Linked DNA regions of Mus musculus: region 2 is linked to region 1. A link is a loop called in an ENCODE intact Hi-C map of the cell type or tissue named here. Cell type or tissue: heart. All regions are shown on one strand. Each heading gives the region's core, and the rest is flanking DNA. Links, peaks and the distances in the headings are about the cores only. Region 1 holds the start of Rtn4 (reticulon 4). Region 2 has its middle 41 kb from the start of Gm12092.

What was found. Peaks named below come from ENCODE experiments on the same cell type or tissue, not always from the same donor. Only the 100,000 strongest peaks of a DNase experiment are listed, where the experiment ranks them.
Region 2: it touches region 1 in a loop (2.2-fold over the local background); 1 of 42 quality-filtered maps calls a loop at or near these places.

What each region holds. Positions count from the first base shown.
Region 1 is chr11:29,691,471-29,694,272 of GRCm38, forward strand. It overlaps Rtn4 (reticulon 4), which reads left to right and starts at 1,428. Exons shown (of 9, transcript NM_194054.3): 1 at 1,428-2,223. The coding sequence starts at 1,719. In heart, for the core only: CTCF peaks have their summits at 1,212 (motif pointing left) and 2,279; DNase peaks (open chromatin) are centred at 761, 1,351 and 2,341; H3K4me3 peaks cover 2,016 bases; H3K27ac peaks cover 1,403 bases.
Region 2 is chr11:29,603,107-29,605,908 of GRCm38, forward strand. No RefSeq gene overlaps it. Among named protein-coding and RNA genes, the nearest start is that of Gm12092, 41 kb to the right of the region's middle. In heart, for the core only: a CTCF peak has its summit at 979 (motif pointing right); no DNase peak of the experiment used is centred there.

The DNA of each region.
Region 1 (2,802 bases), core at 58-2,557:
AAAAGTTTCTACAAGCTGCTTCAAAAAGAATACAAGTGAACTTGATAATATAGTGTACTCATCCCACTATATCCAAAATACTATCAATGCCAACATAAAACCAATGTGAAACAGAAATTATAACATTTCTTATAAATTCTGGGAATGTAGTGTGTATTTTATTCACAGAACACACTTCATTTCAGTGCTCAGGAGCTAAAAGCAGCCAGTTGCTTCAGTACTAGACAGTGCACATGTAGACTGAACAATTGGAATGCAGGCAATCCTCTCTCCAGAGTAGGCATGCAGCCAGTATTTTTGAAAAGTGTATAAGAAAGATAAAGGGACTCTGCAAACCTTGAAGCAAAGTTTTCTATGTTCTACCGTTTTCTTTCTTTCTTTCTTTCTTTCTTTCTTTCTTTCTTTCTTTCTTTCTTTCTTTCTTTTGATTTTTTGAAACAGGGTTTCTCTGTGTAGCTTTGGCTGTCCTAGAATTCACTTTGTAGACCAGGCTGGTCTCGAACTCAGAAATCCACCTGCCTCTGCATCCCAAGTGCTGGGATTAAAGGCATGTGCCACCACACCTGGCTACCGTTTTCTTTAAAGTGTAGCTTTGGGGGGGTGGGGGTGGGGGGGACCGCACATCAGGAGACATGCCATTCCAGCATATCAAACCAGTGAGTGTAGGGCTTCCCGACTCCTAGGAAGCCTGAATCATCCGGGATGTTGACTCATCAGCCTGAGGTGAGTGAAAAATAGTGAACCAATTTTGCCTTCCAAGGCATCTATTTCAACGTTCCTTCCCCCTTCTCCCTTTCTGGTGACTCATTCTCCGTGCACTTTTAGAGTCCAGCAGAATGCAAGGCCGAAAGCATTCTAAACAGTGAGCCCAGAGCTCCGGGTAATCTAGCACAGCTGTTTTGCCTACCTCATTCCAGGCCTGCAGTCTAGAAAGGGAGGGAACTTGAAAGTGTCAAATAAATGTTTTGTTTTTCTTTCTCCTTTTGAGGTGGTGGTAGTTATGCGTTGGGACCATGTCTGAAAATAAGTCTTTTATCTAAAAAAATCCGTAAGACCTAATTCAGTCTTGTTAGTACCTTTCTCCACTTTTTTTTTTTTTTTTCCCTTTTCGGGGAGGAAACTTTCCACTCCTAGGTCCCCAGGATAACGCCCTTCCACAGGCTTCTTGGAAAACTCTCCAAATCCTGGGACCGCAGCCCGCCCCCTTTTGGTAGACTAAAATCCCGCTGTAGGCAAGGCCAAGTCCCCGCCCCATTCCCCAACTACACTAGGTGGGGGTGGATCCCAGCTCCAAACCCCGCCCTCCGAACGCCACCAAGGAAGTATGGCAGGCTCCGCCTGCACCCTATTTCTATTGGACAACCCCGTGATCCATCTTCTCTATCCCGCAGCCTATTGGCTCTCTGTCCCCCGCGCCAGCCAGCCCTCCCCTGCCGGGAAGGTGAGTCACGCCAAACTGGGCGGAGAGTCTGCCCTCCTCTCTCAGTTGCTCATCTGGGCGGCGGCGGCTGCTGCAACTGAGGACAGGGCGGGTGGCGCATCTCGAGCGCGGAGGCAGGAGGAGAAGTCTTATTGTTCCTGGAGCTGTCGCCTTTGCGGGTTCCTCGGCTTGGTTCGGCCAGCCCGGCCTCTGCCAGTCCTGCCCAACCCCCACAACCGCCCGCGGCTCTGAGGAGAAGTGGCCCGCGGCGGCAGTAGCTGCAGCATCATCGCCGACCATGGAAGACATAGACCAGTCGTCGCTGGTCTCCTCGTCCGCGGATAGCCCGCCCCGGCCCCCGCCCGCTTTCAAGTACCAGTTCGTGACGGAGCCCGAGGACGAGGAGGACGAGGAAGACGAGGAGGAGGAGGAGGACGACGAGGACCTGGAGGAATTGGAGGTGCTGGAGAGGAAGCCCGCAGCCGGGCTGTCCGCGGCTCCGGTGCCCCCCGCCGCCGCACCGCTGCTGGACTTCAGCAGCGACTCGGTGCCCCCCGCGCCCCGCGGGCCGCTGCCGGCCGCGCCCCCCACCGCCCCTGAGAGGCAGCCGTCCTGGGAACGCAGCCCCGCGGCGTCCGCGCCATCCCTGCCGCCCGCTGCCGCAGTCCTGCCCTCCAAGCTCCCGGAGGACGACGAGCCTCCAGCGCGGCCTCCGGCGCCAGCCGGCGCGAGCCCCCTAGCGGAGCCCGCCGCGCCCCCTTCCACGCCGGCCGCGCCCAAGCGCAGGGGCTCGGGCTCAGTGGGTGAGTGCTGCTGCGCGTTACGCCCCTCCCTCTTTTGTGTCTTGGCCCGGGGGAGGAGGGGACGGGCAGGGCTGCTCGGGACCCTAGGGCTTTGTCTACGAGTGGCAGGGTGATGGCGCCCCCGCTGGCGGGAGGCGGGCAGAAGGGTGGGGCGGCCTCGGAAGCCTGGGTGCCTTCATTGTTTGTCGGGGTTTCGGGGAGCACGTGCACCGCTGCCAAGTCGCTGGTTCCCATTCCAGCACGAAGTTCTCGCCTATCAGCAGCTAGGAGTGTGTTGAAGAACTAGGATGGTGGATTCCTTGGGCTGGGCTGGGCTGGGCTGGGCTGGGCTGGGCTGGGCTGGGCTTGGAGGTGGGAATGGGAAGGCTGTGGTGCCCTAATCCCTTTATTTAAAGGATGGGCGTTTGTCGACCACTCTACAGTTTTTTTATTTTTTAGGGCCTGCCTTCCTTCCTGCCGGGCGTCGGGGGATCCCCTTGCACTAATCCCCTGTTTCTTTCTCCCTTTATTGGTGGGGAACTGGCCGAGCTGCTAACGTCTATACAGTAACCCAACTGCGGTGAAGGGGGAGCGAGCGCC
Region 2 (2,802 bases), core at 37-2,536, 88 kb before region 1:
TTTTATTATTTTAAGCCCTTTTTTTTTTTTTTTTTTTTTTTTTTTGCCTGATGCAGTTTTTGACTGTGGACAAATGCCTGTTTTCTTTTTCACTCCCATTTTTCACTGTCAACCCCGAGCTGATATCAGCGCTTGGGCCAATGCTGACTCAGTCTAGCCTGTATCCTTTTGCACCTACAGCAACAATTTCGAAAAGATGTTTAAAGCCAGCGCTAGCATGAATACGAAGTGTTGCTCACTGTGCTGGATACATCTTCTTCTTAATCTTCCTGTAGAGCTCTGAATTCTTAGTGTTCTCTCGGTTGATCCACTCGTATTTAGGTCCCTGTTCAGGTGCCATCTGTAGCCGCCTGAGGCCACATGAACTGGCTTCCTGAGTGGGAGGCCGGAGCTGTAAAGGAGGGAAAAGCAAGAGAAGTAAAGAGACCAAGACAAATTTTCTGATCATGGCCCGATGTTTACTAGCAGTCTGTGCTTATATAGGGGGAGGTCCATCTCCTGCCACCCCAGGCTTCTTGATGCTTTGTTGCCAAATTGTTAGCACGAGTCGGTCAGAGCTGTTAGCATTAGGTCATCAATTCCACAGGTTGTCAGCTCTCTCAGGAATATCTCAAAAAGACAGTTCAGCCTCTCAGCTGTAGAGGAGTCTTGGAGAAGAGCAGCTGCAGGTGGCAAAACAATAGAACCATCTAGGTCAGAAGGCTCCACCCCAGGTGGTCTCATTCACAGTGGCAGCAAGGTCTGAATCAGCCTGCTCAAGGCTGGGGGAGGCTACAGTCTGTAATATGTAATAGCTAGTGTGGAGTCAGGTGCCTTCAGAACCTGCTTAGAGATGATTTGGGTGCAGGTTGCTCATTAGCAAGCTTTCTTGATGTTAGCACTGTGAACAGGAAGAAAGGAAGCAGGACTGGACTTGAGAAAAGTTTAGCTCTGAAATAGTTCCAACAAGGTGGATGTTTAGGGGCCTCTCGGAGGTGCCTCCAGATGGAGCCATGGGCTGGGCCTTTAGCCTTCTGTGCCAATGGATGGATCTGCTATCCATGGGCTTGAACAGGAATGCTTATGGGCAGTCTTCTTCCAGAGTCTTTCCTACCACTCAAGAGAGTGCATTCTTTGCTTATGAAAGGGGCATTAGGGTAGATCACAGCTCCCACCACCAAACTTCCTTGTTTTTCTTTTTCCTTTGTCTGAGGCTTTTTTTCTCCCTTTACCTACTCATTCAGGAATTATTCTGTATTCTCATTCACACTCAACCTTTGCCACTCCAGTATGTGACTAAACACAGAATTATGACTGTCTCCTTCCTTCTCTCCTTCTGGTCAGGCAGCTAAAAAGCTTCATGATACCTATTTCCCAGCCTTTAATAGTCATGTGTTCCTCTGATAATACCTCCTGGGTGAATTCTCATAGCAGTAGGTACATCTGACAGACACTGCACTGGAGTCTGGATTGGCTCAGGCTCTAGTTTGCAAGTCCTGGATCAAGTCCCATTCCCTCTCTAAAACTGAGGAAGGCTAAGTAAGAAATCTCTGTCACCCTTTCTACACCAACATTTAAGAACCTTTAGATTTGAGGGGTTTCCACAAGAGAAATTAGAAAAAGGGGGCACCAGGTTCCTTCTACCTTTGCTTCCTGTCTCACCCAAACAGAGTGCCTTAGAACCTCCTTTCTTACTCACATGCAAGATACCGGGTTAGTTATGGTATAATCTGAGGTGTTGGGTGACACTAGGATCTAGGGCACTGGAAGGCAGTCAGGTCTGCAAGTTCTGTTGAGCTGCTCTGGGTGTGCCTGCAGGCTGAAAGCGTGAGGTTAAGCTGGGGAGAACAGACTGGATTTGTACTGCTTTGAGAATGCTCTGGGAGCCTTCCTATTGTGCTGGATTCATTCTGTAATCCTTGGTTCCTTTTTCCTTTGCAGTGCTGGAGACAGAACCAGGGCCTTAGGCATGCTAGACAGGAGCTCTGCCACTAAGTGACACCCCCTCTCTCCTGTTTCCTTGATGGTAAAGTGTTCAGAGGGCAGTGGGAGCTTGTCTGTGTGAACCTGCCCAGGAGCATAGCGATCACCATCGGTGACCACCTCTCCATGACTCCCCAAAGCATCTGAATCCAAAAGGCCTGTTTGCCTTGAGGTCCTGAAGAGCTGAGACAGTGGTTGCTGTTGTTTCCCAGGCCCATGCCAGGCCTTCGGTAAATAATCATGAGATGAAGTCATCAAAGGCATCAGTGTCATAGTGTATCCGAGAAGGTTGCAGTTACTAGAAGTTGGAGGGTAGAAATGAAAGAGTAGGCGGATCCTGGATCCCACACAGACTCTGTCCCTGCTGTGTATGTTCATTTCATGTCAAAAACTGAGGAAGGGGTCAGCTGGAGACTACTGCTTGTGAAAATAACTCCCACCCAACCTCCCACAACACAAACACACACCAAGCAACGCTTCCTCCAGACTCTTAGTGGGGCCCTACTTACACAGCAAAAGAACAAAGAAGTGATTTCAGCATCTTGAAATTGGAATAGCAATTGCCAAACAGGATCAGCAGAATCGTTACATTCCAGAAAATTCGGGACCTCAGAGGGTTCTCTGTACTCTTGACAATGGTGGCAGATTGCTGACAGCCCACACTGAGTTGCTCTAATAAGAGTGTGCTCCTGGGCCTGACTCCAGAAAGATGGAGAGAAGGAAGGATACGCCACTTTTGCCTGGAATTGGAAAGCATTGAACACTTTGGTCTCATTTCCTAGAGGGCACGGCCGAACTTTTCAGTTAATTAAAGGCAAACATTTCTCTATTGCCAAGCAA